Linked DNA regions of Mus musculus: region 2 is linked to region 1. The links are chromatin loops, found by intact Hi-C in ENCODE. Cell type or tissue: gastrocnemius. All regions are shown on one strand. Links, peaks and the distances in the headings refer to the core of each region. The heading gives the core; the rest is flanking DNA.

What was found. Hi-C counts contacts between places; a loop is a spot of excess contacts. Peaks named below come from ENCODE experiments on the same cell type or tissue, not always from the same donor. Only the 100,000 strongest peaks of a DNase experiment are listed, where the experiment ranks them.
Region 2: a loop joins it to region 1, with 11 times the contacts of the local background. A loop is called at or near these places in 25 of 42 quality-filtered maps.

The regions. Positions count from the first base shown.
Region 1 is chr9:118,905,167-118,912,575 of GRCm38, forward strand. LOC102636563 (a long non-coding RNA gene) reads right to left here and starts at 852. Exons shown (of 2, transcript XR_871347.2): 1 at 205-852. In gastrocnemius, for the core only: a CTCF peak has its summit at 3,261 (motif pointing left); a DNase peak (open chromatin) is centred at 3,256.
Region 2 is chr9:118,585,353-118,592,761 of GRCm38, forward strand. No RefSeq gene overlaps it. Among named protein-coding and RNA genes, the nearest start is that of Itga9, 18 kb to the right of the region's middle. In gastrocnemius, for the core only: a CTCF peak has its summit at 4,111; DNase peaks (open chromatin) are centred at 3,933, 4,052 and 5,066.

The sequences.
Region 1 (7,409 bases), core at 1,636-5,635:
GCCCACACTTAGGGTGGGTCATTAATGAACTAGAAACCCCCTTAGAGACATTCCTGCTTTGTCTGTAAGGTGGCTGAGGACTCTGTCAGGTTGAGAGTCAGGATTAGCCACCACAGGGGCCCTCTAGCTAAGTGCTGAGTTCCCTTTGAAACTAACTCCACTCACGAGGGCCATCATGAGTTAATCGACTCTCAAAGCACTCACCTCCAAATCCTGGGGGGTGGATCCAGCTTGGTCACAGGGACAAATTGTAGAGCATGAACACTCTAGCCATAGAACTCACGGACAAGTGTCAATTACAGGGAAACCCTAAAGTGAACAGAGAAGGAAATACAAGCACAGCCCACTGCACAGTTGAGCGATGAGCACATTTATGTAGTCATAGTAAACACTGCGTATCAAACCAAATTACTCTTATCATTAGAACAAGAGGGAATACCTGGGCATGATGGCCAAAGATTCAGGCAATTGAAGCAAGCAGATCTCTGTGAGTTCGAGGCCAACCTGATCTACATAAGGTGTTTGAGGCCAGCAAGGGTGACATGGTCAGAACCTGTCTCAGAATATATTTAATAAATAAACAAATGGGACAGGAAGTAGGGGCTCAGTAGCCCAGGATTCCAGAAATGAATTAGCTCTTCCTCTTCTGGGCCAGAGAGATGGCTCTGCGGTTAAGAGCACTGACTGCTCTTCCATAAGTTCTGAGTTCAATTCCCAGCACCCACATGGTGGCTCACAACCATCTGTAATGGGGATCCGATGCCTTCTTCTGGCGTCTAAAGACAACGACAGAGTACTCACACACATGGAATAATAAATAAATGAATAAATAAATAAATAAATAAGTAAAATCTTCCTCTTCTACTAAAGGTAGAATTTCACCTGAAATATCAAGATAAAAGTGATTGATACTTGTAAAGTAGACAGAAGTCACATGCAGTGGTGCACACCCATCATCTGTCATTCCAGCACCTGGAAGCAGAGACAGAAGGTCATGAGTTCAAAACTAGCCCAGACTACATAGTGAGTACTTATCTTAAAAAACAAAGTGAGATGACGACAGCAAAATGGAGGGCTGGAGAGGAAGCATAATGGTTAAGAAGAAGAGAAGCATAATGGCTGTGCTTTCAGACGACCCTGCACCCACGTGGTAGTTGACTCACAACCGCCTGTAACTCCTATTCTAGGCCAGCACTCTCTCCTGGCTTCCACAGGCAGGCATACGTGGTAACAGACATTGATGCAGATAGCATACCCCTACACATAATTTTTTTAAATAGCTGTGGCACGTGACTATCATTCCAATACTTAAGAAGTAGAAGAAGAAGAATCAGGAACTCAAGGTCAGCATGAGGTACAGTGAAAATTCATCTCAGAGAGAGGGGTGGGGGAAGAGAGAGAGAGAGAGAGAGAGAGAGAGAGAGAGAGAGAGAGAGAGAGAATACACACACACATTGCTTATACAAACAAGTAACGGATGTGGGCCCTGGGAGATGTAAGCTTCTGCCATACTTTATAGAGTTACTTAATTATTTAAATTATGTGCTTTGTAGTTTTCATATGAGTGAAGGCATCATTTGTAACAGATGCTGTCTGTGCTTGAAGAGATTATAAAATGTAAGGATTTATCTAGGGCAGTCTGCAGTGTGTCGGGGAAACTTTATGGAGACATCGAATGGACTCGGGACACACAGGATGACAGTAGATTGCCCCATCAGAGAACCTGAGGCAGAGGTTTATACGCAAATGCTTTATCGGGAGTACAGCCACAGGCGTGCAAAGGCAAGAGTGTGAAGGATGGGAAGCAAACAAAGGCGGGGCCACACACAGGAGGTCACAGCTGAGCTGCCCGCTTGCCCACCCTGGGGAATGTCTGCACCAGCCAGCCTAGGCAAGCAAGGGCATGCCATTAACTATTAGCCCATCTCTTGGACACCCCACCCCACCTCTGCAATGGTCAAATGTGCCTTGCTGTAACCACCCTGTGGGGCACACGGATTGTGCCACCTGAGAAACTGGCTTGGAACTCTGCTGAGGTGGAAAGTGTTCAGACCCTTAAAATTTCAAAACCTGAGATTTAAATCTCATCCCAAGAGCAGCAGGAGGGGGACTAACCCCCTCTCTATTTCCATGCCTGCCTCAGAAGTTTGTCACCTGGGGACCCCAACCAGGTGGTCACAGGTGGTCAGCCACCTGGAATTCTTCCTCATGAAAATAGAGCATTGCCAGCACCTTAGCCTCCACCCCCAAAATCCCGTCCCGTTCCCAAGGTTCAAATAGTCCCTGTCCACATGGAATAAATAACACAAGCTATTTCACCAATGATCGTCTGAAACTGGGTGTTTTTACAGAGGTGTAACACTTCTAGGAGGACTACATACTCCAAGCACTCAGGGTTGGACCGCTGGACCTGCCTGCCTGGCCATACTCCCCTCCCTCTTAGAGGCTCACATCAGAGCAGGGCCGACCATGCTGTTGCCAGTGTAGCCACCACGGCGGGACTCAGGACCCAGGACCTGAGCCGGCCAGGCCACCAGAACCTCTGTGCTCCTTTCCTAAGAGCTGTGAGGGACATAATTCTGGCATTCCAGCTAGCCTGGAGTTCTGTGGACGCTATTCTCCAGAAGGAGAAGCAGACCACGGACCCCACCGGTTCAGGAGCCAGAGAGAGGCAGAACCCGGAACCACCTCACCCCACACTTCTCAACGACTGCCTGGGAGTCAGCTCCTACACACTGTTTTATGCTACACACTGTTTTATGAAGCTTAGTCCAAGCGTGGTAGGAGCAGCCGATAGCAGGCAAGACCCTCCACGGTGTCTCTGAGGGACACGATAGAACCAACAGAGACGAGCTGGCTACACTAGGAGCCAAGGCCCGAGTTTGCACCTGGGGAGTCCACCCTGAGAGGTCATCTGATGCACGCTCCTTAACTACTGGAGTTCCAAACTCACAATCCTATGGTGGCCGCAGAGCCATCTAGCCACAGGCCCCCCCATCCAGCGTTCAAGGCCAGTACAGAACTGTTGACAGTCGTAGGGAGTTTCTCACCACTGAGAGGGCTAAGAGCTTCCTGAGTAACGTTCCAATACCTCGGTAAATTGCAACAATGCTGGAAAATAGAGTCTGGTTTGTACTGACAGATTAGTCAAATTCTCCCAAATACTAACTAGCCTCTCTGTCTCACTTCAAAGGCCTGAATCCCTAAAGGGGGCCCCAGCCCTGAGTTGGTCAATCAAGAAAGCCGTCTCCCAGCTGCCCTCTGGCGGTCAGAATGCGTCACTGCAGTTCTTCTTTGATGTGTGTGGGTGTTTCCAGGAACTCAACTGAACTTAACTTTCCAAAAACCAGTCAGTGAAATAGTGCCAGGGGAACAGCGGTAATCAAGAAATTAAGTTAAGCAATTAGGGAGAGCAACGAGAAATCAAAGGTTTTGTTTTCGTTTTTGTTTTTTTAAATAAAATACTCCAACCATAAGCTTACAAAATCTAATTTCAAATAAGACATTTGTTTCTAGCTGCAGAAGTCTGAAGAAATAGTGAAAAGCCCCAAGGTGAAGTGGGGCTGTCCTCTGCTCTGATTCCTGGCTGTTCCCCAACTCCAAAGTTAAAGACACCGCACTGAGAGGGTCCCTGAAGTGGAAGATTTGCTACGATTTCATCACAACTACAAAAAATGTTAACCTTAAAGATCCCACATAATCCCAACAGAGGCGCTCTTTGATTCTGAAATATAGATGGACGTCATGCCGTGTTTAATATAGATTACATGTGTTCAAAGATGTTTAGGTGGTACCCAGAGCCTATCCACTTAGAATGTTTTCCATGTATGTGTGTTTGTGTGTTTGGGAGTGTGTATGTGTGCACATTTGTGTGTGTGCATGTGGAGGTCAGAGGTCAACTTCGATTGTCATTCTTCACTGTCTACCTTGTTTTAATTGGGACAGGGTCTCTCCCTGGCCTGAAGCTTACAGATAAGTCTGGCTGCCCAGCCAGGAAGCTCCAGTTCCCCAGTGCTGGGATTACATGTGTGGTCTGTGTGTGTGTGTGTGTGTGTGTGTGTGTGTGTGTGTGTGGTGTGTGCGTGTGCGTGTGCGTGTGCGTGTGTGTGTGTGTGGTGTGTGTGTGTGCATGTGTGCATGTGTGTGTGTGTGTGCATGTGTGTGTGTGGGTGTGGGTGGGTGTGGTGTGTGTGTGCGTGTGTGCATGTGTGTGTGTGTGTGTGTGTGTGTGTGTGGTGTGTGTGCACACATCTGTGGATTCATGCACATCTGGTCCCCTGGATAGTTATGAACCACCTAACCTGGGTGTTGGGAACCCAGTACTTTGAGAGACTCCAGTCCTCTGGAAGAGTTATATGCATGCTTACCCAGTGAGCCATTTCTCCAGCCCAGACACCGGATTTTGTCTACTAAAAATGTTGGTGTTTATCAGCTGTCTGCAAGGGTGAGTGTGTCCTCACATCTGAGTTCTTGTTAAAGAATCCAATGACACCAAACAAACTACTACCATCCCAGGAAGGAAGGGAGAGAAGGAGGGAAAGAAAGGAGAGGGAAGGAGGGCAGGAGAGAGAGAGAGAGAGAGAGAGAGAGAGAGGGAGGGAGGGAGGGAGAGAGAGAGAGAGAGAGAGAGAGTCTTATAAATTAGAAAGAATGAGACGGAAATCTCTGAGATTTGCCGCCACGGCGTCAGCTCATCAGTTCTAATTATTCTCTGGGTCGCTGATTTAAAATACCTTCTATGTCAAATCCAAATCCATCTATCTACCTCATTAGATCCCAGCACTCTATTTAATGAATTTTCTGTCTCCAAACTCATTTTATGTATACGGGTCGTGTGCCAGATGCTGGATGCTTGCAGAATGCAAGATCTATGATGCTCTCTGAAGATACAACTTTGTGTCTCCACAGTTTAGAAGATCTAGCTTTCTGTCTACAGGGACTTGACAAATTTACTTCTTTGCTAAATCCCACTGAAAATTTCCTGGCTAGAGTAGTTCATGTTATCAGGAAGCACGCGGAGGGCCATCTCCCGTGACGTGGGCATCACCGTTCGGTCATGTGCTCTCTCTCCACAGGGAGCAGTGGTTTATTAGCTGTCAATTTGTAAAGTGCTCTCTGAGATTATCTGATGTGAGATAAGAAGAGTGTGAACATAATTCATTGTCTTCTCTGTCAAAGTAGAATTAGCAAGCACTCTATATTTTATTCTATGGAGAGATGGAAATGCCAGTGAGTCTTCACCAGTGTCCTGGCTGGGTAGCTGTGGTCATGGAGCTTGATGGCTTCTTCCATTATCGTTTTGGATTGTTAGCTGTTATAGGTTTTATATAGTTATTTAACTATATGTGCTTTATATAGCGATTATAGTAATGTTACTATAGGCGTTTACCAATATTAATATCCATAATATATCAGTTGTAACTGATACATTTTCCATTGCTTTATGGAGAACATATTTTGACCATTTATTTCCTATCTATAAACATTTACTCACTGAACAAATGTTGACCTAGAGTCATTTATGCCCAAGGCCTCCTGCTCAGAGCCTGGATAAACAGATGTGATCAAGGCAAACTCGAATAGAATCCATTTCATGATATTTGTACCGTGAGACAATAAAATGGATGACTAAGGTTGGCATGGGATATTCTTTCTGTGTGTGCATATGTGTGCATGTGTGCACCTGTGCATGTGTGTGCATGTGGATTCAGTACACATTCACACATTCACCTCCCAAGATCACAGAGCCATGCATGACTAAGGCAGAGTTACATCCAACTAACTGGGCAGTTCAGGAGGGAAACACTGAGGTCAGGTGAGGGTCCATTGGCTATCTTCACACCCAGCTCTGTGAGGGGACACCCACAGTCTACATTCCTGTCTCGGGGGTTTCATGCAAGTCACCATGTGACATCATCACATTACATCATTGCATCATCACATCATATCATCACATCACATCATCATGTTATCACATTATATCATCACATCACATCATCACATTATCATATCGCATTAATCATCAAATCACATTACTCATCATGTCATCACATTACATCATCACATTACATCATTACATACTCACATCACAATGCTGCCCTGATGAAGGAAGTGTCTCGTTCTCAGAGGGTAGCCGTGTACAGTACTCTACAGAACAAGGTTCACAGATTCACACCAGGGCGCCTGGCTTTAGCATAAGCGCTAAGGATCTGAACTCGGACCCTCAGACTTTCCCAGCAAGCACATTACTGACCGAGACACCTCCCTGGGCCCAGAATACTCTTTCTTGAGAATTTAAAGGTGGTGTCACCGGCACAGGTGTCACATAGGGATCTTAGCTCTGTAAAGGTCAGAGGGTAAGAGATAGACACAGAGAGAAAGGCATTGTACTGGAGACCACCAGGCCACACAGAGGCAGAAATGGCTTCTGCCTCTACACATGGGGGCAGATGGAAAGAAAGGCCCGTGGAGACAGACCTGCCAATTTTCCAAGAGAAAAGCATTACACCACACGATGTTTCCCCAGGCAACGTGGGAAAGGCTTTCAGATGGCGAGGCAGGAGCCAGCTACCTAAACCCAGGAGCTGCTTCTAGGTGCGCTGACGGATAACAATAGCTGTACTGACGGTGAGAATCAGCGAGTCAGACCTGAGTTCTGTAGGACATCTCCCATTTCACATGTTGAAAAGTAGTTTTAAACCTTAAGAATACTGGAGCGGGAGAGACGGCTCGGCACAGTGGTTAAGAGCGCTTGTTGCTCATGCAGAGGACCCAGGTTCAGTTCCCAGCACCCTCATGGTGGCTCACAACCATTTGTAAACACACAATTCCAGGGGATCCAGTGCCCTCTTCTGACCTCCAAGAGCACCAGGCACACATATGATATGCATACACATGAGATAAAACAAATACATCTCTTTCATTGGTGCTGTTTATAGAAAGCTAGGTGTGGTGGCGCATGCCTTTAATCCCAACACTTGGAAGGCAGAGGCAGAAGAATCTCAGTGAATTTGAGGCCAACCTGGTCTATGTAGCTAATCCCAGGCCAGCCAGGGCTACATGGGAAGACACTCGATGCTGCTCCTGCTGCTGGTGATGATGCTGGTGATGGTGATGATGATGATTAGGAGGGAGCTACGGAAGAGACTTGTTAGGTAAAGCACTTCCCATACAAGCATGAGGTCCCAGAGTTCAAATCCATAAAACCAACCAATGCAAAAAGCCAGGGGTGGCTGTGCACTTCTGCAATCCCTGCACTAACAAGAGGAGGGAGATAAACTCTGGGGCTGACATGATGGCTCAGCGGGTAATAGGTGCTTGCAGACGAGCCTGAGGACCCGAGTTCAATCCCCAGAAGGCACAGGGTAGAAGGGAAGAACTATCTTCCAAAAGTTATCCTCTGACCTTCC
Region 2 (7,409 bases), core at 1,751-5,750, 320 kb before region 1:
AGCTAACCAGTCTGCCCCAGCAGCCTCTGCTGCCAACAAGTGAGTACACTTCAAGTCATTTTGTGCCAGCCTTGTCAGTATGGTGCCTCTGTCATTGTAAGACTGAACATTCCACACCACAGACTGTCTCAGCCTATTTACCCCAGTGGGTGAACATTCTGAGTCTGTGTCCCCTTAGACCATCACCTTCCAGTGGCGTCACCAAAATTTGAAGGGCCGGAGGTGACTTAAGTCTGTCTAAAGCACACACCATGGCAGAGGTGGTGAGGACAACAGGGGTGAGGGGCAGCGGGCCGTCTAGCCTTGAGCCACATGGTTCTGTGCAATGTCCCCACTTTAATTTGGGACATCTTTAGTTGGGTTTCTGTTCTCTAAAAGTGTTAAAGTCTTAAAATTAATATTTAGGTCAGCATGCAGAGCAGTGTGTTTGATTGTGTGATCTTGGTCCATCACTTTCCAGTTGATGGAGCTGGAAAGATGGCTACACGGCTGCCTGTTAACTCCAGCAAACAGCATCCCCTCTGGCCTCTGTTGGCTCCCCTCCCCACAAGAGCATATGTGTACACACTGACACAGATGAAAGGTTTTCCAGGTGTTTTCCTTGCTACAGGAGGAAGGCATCTGTCCTTCTACTAGACGGAGCAGCTTCTGCTGTTAAACAAGGTGTGCTTCCTGTGTCCCCGCTCTGTCCCCATTCTTCCACGTCTGTATGTCAGGAGTGGCCAAGATACATCATTTCTCTTTTTAAATTCATAAGTCTGTGGTTAGGTGATGAGATCTGGATGGGACATCTGAAGCGATTATGAGACGAGGCTTTCAGGACGTCACATGGTACAAGTGAGTGCACAGCCAGGGAGGCTATGCATCTTTGGCTGCCACTGCACAGTTTGTGGTAGATGGATGTGGTGTGTCTAGTTCTTCACTCTCCCGTTTTGTATCTTGCCACTACAGACCTTGTTGTGGTTATCTCCTTTTAGAGTGGGGTAATCCATTTCCCTGCCACCTTCAGTCCAGCTGCACTCAGCCACATCCCAGCCCCTGCATAGTTGAACCTTTGTCTCCTGGGAAAGGAATAAGGTAGGTCGGGGAATGGGAAAGGAGAGACAGCTTGATTGTTGCAAACCCTGGGAGGCTGGGATTTGTTACTTTTAGCATAACCTCTCCAAAGCCTTAAAGCCACAGCACAGTGCCAAGTCTCCAGGCTTGCTTTTTCCTGTTTGGGGTTTGGTTGGCCTCTTATATTTTATTGCTAATTATATTTATATGGGGGTGGTGCTGGTGCACATGAGTACAGGTCTATAGAGGCCAGAAGAGGGCATCAGATGCCCAAGACTGGAGATAGAGGCAGATATGAGCTGCCCTGTGTTTTCTTATGTTTATAATTATCTCTGTCATTCTCTCGTTAAATCCACTGGTTTCTTTCTTTTAGACCGTAAAGGGTCAGTTGCTGAATGCATCTGTGAGTTTTAACATTTTGGATATGTCCAAAACTCCCACTTGTTCTTTACATCTTTTGCTTTGCAGACAGTACCTTTGCCTCAGGGCCGCCCGTGGTTGCTCATGGAAGCCTCTGCGAAGCTTTGTCAGCTCCGTCTAGCGTCTGTCATATGCCGTTCATGAGATTGGGCTCACTCACTCACTCACACCTGACTTAGGACAACCTTCCAGGGAGCCTCAGCTCTAAGGGATAACTCTCAGGATAGCTTCACGCATCTCAACCCTGGCCCAGTTTAGTTGCACGAACACCATCCCCTGATAGGCAGATCCCCCAAAGCACAGACTATGTGATGTCTAGGGTAATGTGGCCAGTTAGGAGCTGTCTCCTTGTGACTGGATGGGAGGAATGAAGACAGCCACAGAGACAACATGCTGAGGAAAGAAGAAACCAACCAACCAGCAAAACAAACAACACAAACCAGAGCCTACACAGGAGCAGTGGGAGTGGCCCCAGCTCCAGCTGGGGAAAGGAAGCCCTAACTACAACCACACGATGTACAAAGTTCAACCTGAACCCCAAGGAGCAAGAGGTCAGCTAACACAATGCCTTCAAAAGACTAACTCCCCGATAACTAACCAAAGATACCAAAACGTTAAAATGCTGGGTAGAAGAAAAGCCACAAGTAGGGCTGGAGAGGTGGCTTAGCAGTTAGGACCCCTGGCCGCCCTTCTGGAGGACCCAAGTTTGACTCCCAGCACCTACACGACAATTCACAATCGTCTGCAGCACCAGTTTCAGGGGATCTCACCCTCCACAGACATACAAAATACAGGCAAAATAGAGTGCACATTAAACTTAGTAAATCCCTATTCTTAAAAAAAAAAATTCTGAAATAAAAATTATCATTGACCTAAAAGAAGATTGAAACAGGGTGGATAAACAAAGGAAGGAAGTGCCTCCACTTTAGTTTGAAAGCTTGGGTGAGAAATGCAGCAAAGATCCTGAGCAACTATAGAAGTGGAGTCAGTGTCAGGCACTCTTGAAAATTCAGTAGCTCATTGAGGAAATTCCTGGAATGAGCATGAAAGCAGACAGGATGAGAGCCTTTGGGCTACAGTGAAGTGGTGATGAGACAGAAGAGCCCAGCCGTAGGCACATACACGTTCGAGTCAGAGAGCTGGTGTGACGTAACAGGCCTAAAGCCCCAAGAAGTAGATGGAGAAGAATCACCGAGTTCAAGACCAGCCCAGGCTATGTATTTCCAAGCCATCTGGGGCTACACAGGAAGGCCAGGCTTCAGTAACAGAAAAGAGTTCAGAGAGTATAAGAGAATAACAGTGTAATGGCGGCCTCTGAACTTTTGAAAACTGAAAGCAAATAGAGCCCAGATTAGCCAGAGAAGGAACAGAATGAAAAAACAAGGAAGAAATGGATGACCTGGAGGCTGAAGGTTAATACACTGAGTACCTAGAGACAGGGATAATGCAGTGAGTGACCTGGAGACAGGGACAGTACAGTGGTGAGCGACCTTGAGACCGAAGGATAATACAGTTAGTGACCTGGAGACCAAGGGATACTACAATGAAAGTAATAACACTTGGATCCTTGGAGAAGATGAATGAGATTATAAACCTCAGTCAAACCAAAAATGAAAAAAGACACAATACGCTTAGAGAGGAAATGGAGAGACAAAACAGAGACCGGGGAAATCCAAAAGATGATTGAGAGAAAGTACTTGAAAATTCTATATTCCTCAAAACTAAAATCTCGGGGGGTGGGGGGGGAGTGTATTTGTTTCTAAAAGCAGGAGTTATCAAATGGTGCCAAGACAGTATAAACAAAGAGGTATAACCGAGAGTGAGGCTGAAACTGAGTGAGCCAGGTCAGCATGGGTTACACCAGAAATCAAGATTCATTACAGAAGAACGCACCCGTGTTCCACAAAGGGAAGAGCTATTGCCATCCTATCCTATTAATCTGCCTTAGTTACCTTCACCCCACCAGCTTGGCTTTCTTGTTCTGGAGCTTGGAGCCAAGGCCTCACATACACCAAGCACAAGGGTCACAGAGCTACAATCCTAGTCCTCCCCTTTCTTAATTTGGAGACAGTCGCCACATTGCCAACCGTGAGCTGGGCTTCAGCTTCAGCCTCCCAAGGAGCTGCCATCACTGATGTGCACTGTGACCAGCAAGGAAAGGTGGAGGAGAGACGGAGACAGACGCCAGCCTGGATCAGGAGCTCAGCAGAACCTAGGGTGTGGTTCACAGGGACGCAGGCTGAAAGTGGTCCAGAGACAAAAGTCAGATGGAAAAGGAGAGGACCAAGGAGGGCTGAGAAAAGGTCTGAAAAAGATGAAGAAGAGCCAGCTGTCAGCTAGAGGCCAAAGAACCTGGGCGCTCCTGCAGAGCCAGTAAAGGAGAGTGTATGAGGGGACAGCAGGGCTCCTGACAGTAGAATGGCAATGGCTGCTTGCTGCTCACACAGCAGGGTCCCTGGAACCTCCAAGATGTTATGGCCCAGTGCTCCACCTTCACATTGAGGAGTGAGAGGGCCTCAACTTCCTAATTCACACATGAGTAAGGGATGTTGCCGGTTCTCCTGGGGGGGGGGGGGGGGCAGCACTGTAATTGCACCTGGATACCCACAGAGGGCACTGCTGTCTTTGGAACGAGAAAGGAAAGGCATGCCTTTTCTGAAAGTTCCACACAAGTCTGTGGAAATCTCCTGAGGATGCAGAACTCCCTTTTAGCCATATTTAGTCTTTGCCAAAAGTTTAACCCAGAGTCTACTGGACAATGGCAGGGATGGAGCTTCACTAAGTATTCAAGGGTCAGGAAATGCCAGGGCCTCGTGTCCTGTGATAACAGACATTTGCAATCTTAGTTTCGGATCAGTGCGTGTGCTATACTTTCTCAGCTTTAGACTGTGGCTATAGGGGGCAGGTATGCCAAGAGAAAGAGTTCTTACCTTGAAAACAGCCAATAAAATGGCCTTCCCGACAGCTACTTCACACCGGTGCTTTCCTGCCTTGCCTTCTTTAGTTCTCACTACATCCCTGAGTAAGATCATCAGAGAGATCCAAAACGTGCTGAACGCTAGCTGACCATAAACAGAGCAGGCAAGACTGAATCTCGGCTTCTGGAACAACGATGTTTTCTCTCTGCCCAATATGATCCACCAGCCGAAGCTCGCTGCCACGAGGGGACACAGCCTCTTGAGGCCTAGGTTGGGGTCCTGTGCTCTGTCACATCTACATAAGCTTGAAGGCTAATCCAGAATCAAGGGCTGGGAAAGTACGCAGCCACTCCTCAGTGTCAAGGAGTGTGTGTCTCGAAAGGGAAAAATCTGTGTCCATTTTCACAGACACTGACTGCACTGGGCCAGTGTGCAGACCACTCAACTATGAGCCAGCCAGTAAGAAAGCTCTCTGCCCCCCACTCATGTCTCCTGGTGTGTGTAGGTTGTGGTCTAGTACTCTGTTTTGTGGTTTTGCTGGTTTCTGTGAGCCAGAGTGCACTGTCTAACCTACGCAGTCTTTCTTCAGATAGGCTTCCTGGAAGCTCTCAGGGCCGCCTGATTCTCCCCAGTCAGCTGCCCTAGTTGTAGCTGGCTGGCAGGGTTTCAGCCATTCATATCTAATCCGACGTGCTGATTAATGGAGGCGGCTTCGCTTTTATGGTCCCTCTGTGGCAGCCTGTCTCTGGTGGCAGGGCTAGAAGCCACTCACAAATCTGTGGCCATTTATGGGCAAAGCCAGGTCCCTGCTGTGCTAATTCAGAGACTATTGGGACGAGAGGTAGGAGTAACATCCTGAATTGTGAGCTTGGCCAACACCATCCTTTGTGTGTGTGCGTGTTCACAAGGGTGCACACGGGGTCTCTTACTGATTTAGCTAGACTGGCTGGCCAGCAAGCCCCAGGGTTTCCCCAGTCTTCCTGCCTCTGTGCTGGGATAGAACATGCACAGTACCATGACTGGCTTGTTGATATGGGTTCTAGGGACCAAACTGAGAGCCGCAGGCACTTCTGCAGACTCAGAGTCTCCCTGCACCTCACCTTTAGAAGCAGGTGCAAAGGCCCTCTTGTCAGGCTTGTCCCCTCTCCCAGGTCATTGCCATCCACATGTAAATTCGATGCCGTCCATGGCTTCTGTCCCCCTTGGGACCTCTTTACTTAGTAACCAGACTCCTTTCTGTCTCCACTCTTGTTAAGACCAGTACGGAGACCAGTGGTCATTCACTGCCCTCTGCTGATTCTCCACAGGGGCCTTTCTCCTGAAGAGGCTCTTCTGTTACTTGATGCGATGGTTCGTCTTCTCTTGGCTGGATTTAGGATCACCTAGGAGACACACCTCTGTGGGTGTCTTCCAGAAAGGTTACCTGACACCACACAGGTTACCTCTGTGTGTGTGTGTGTGTGTGTGTGTGTGTGTGTGTGTGTGTGTGTGTGTAAAAGCACCGTGAATGTGGTGGGTGAGCTCCAACAGTCATCTCCTTGCCTCGTGAGGGCAGATTCCAGGGCCCCATAGAGAGAGCACATTTGTTTAATTGGACATTTGGTTATCAGGAAGGCAGGTAGTGATGCTGTCAGCTAAGTTCTCAGAGTTGCAGCTCTCTACAGCCCCAACTCTTGTTGATTACACACCCTCACTCGTCCCTGGGATTGTTGCTCCCCCACAACAGCCCCTGAGTAAGTTCTAAGCAGAACTGACAGACTGTGTTAAGTTCAGGGACGAATGGATACTTGATACTTGTACTTGGTGCGGTCCTGGATTATACTAGAAAGCGGCTGAGCAAGCCATGGGGAGCAAGCCAGTGAGCAGCACTGTCAAAGGCCTCTGCCTCAGCTCATGCCTCCAGGTTCCTAGCCTGACTCCTGTCAGGGTGGACTGTAACCAGGTTGTTTTTGTTCATGTGTTTACCACAGCAATAAAGAGGCAAACCAAGTTAGTGGTGCTGTTGGGCAGCTCCGTGTACACTGACTGCACCTTCATCCCTAGAGAATCAATCTCTCTTACCATCCCCTCCTCCCACAACTGGAGACCAGGGCAGGGCAGGTCACATGACCCGCTTTGAACCACTGAGAGAAATCAAATTCTAGGACTTCTGACTTCCCCCTCAAGACATAGAATACAGATGTGAGCTCCGGCATAGCTGCAGAGATTTTGTAGTCATAGGAAAGTGCGGAATTTCTGCACTGAACGCCAGCAACCCTAAGAGAAGCCACGAGAAAGCAGAGAGGAGGAGGGGGCATCCAGGGGCATCCAAGCAGAATTCACTGGACACTAGAGTTAAACCTGGACTCTCAGCTGTTAGAACCGATATGATTCTTTAACACCGTAAGTTACTTAGAGGTGGACTTTCTTGTATGTCCTTGACCTACAAGCTTCCTGTAAGGTTTAAACAGAACATTGCTTAGCGAGGCTGGTGTGCAGCTGCCACTCTGTGTAACCAATGCTGTTAATACGACGATGCAATGATTTTTTTAGTCATGTGACTTTCAGTGGTTATAATTCAACTTGTGTGTGCAATGTGTGTGTATGCATGCTCATGCGTGTGTATGCAACTGCATGCGTGTGCGTGTGTGTGGTGTGGTAAATGTGGGTACCCTTGGAGGCTGGAAGCAAGTATTGAATACCTTGGAGCTGAAGCTACAGGCATTTGTGAGCTGCCCAAGTGGGTTCTGGGATCCAAATTCTGGTCCTTTATAGCACAGTACCTGCTCTAACTGCTGGCCCCCTCTCTCTAGCCCCCTTTTAAAAAGGCCTACACCTCCACTTTAGTGTGATTTTATTCTTAACTTTAATATCCAATACCCAGGTCCTAAGGGAGAGGTCCTGATGGCATTGCCCAGACCTCTGCAGCCTCAGGAGTCAGACACTTTTCACAGAACCACGTGGGGGAGTGCCGCTGGGCCCGCCCACTCTGCTGCTGAGCCCGCCCACTCTGCCGCTGAGCCCGCCCACTCCATG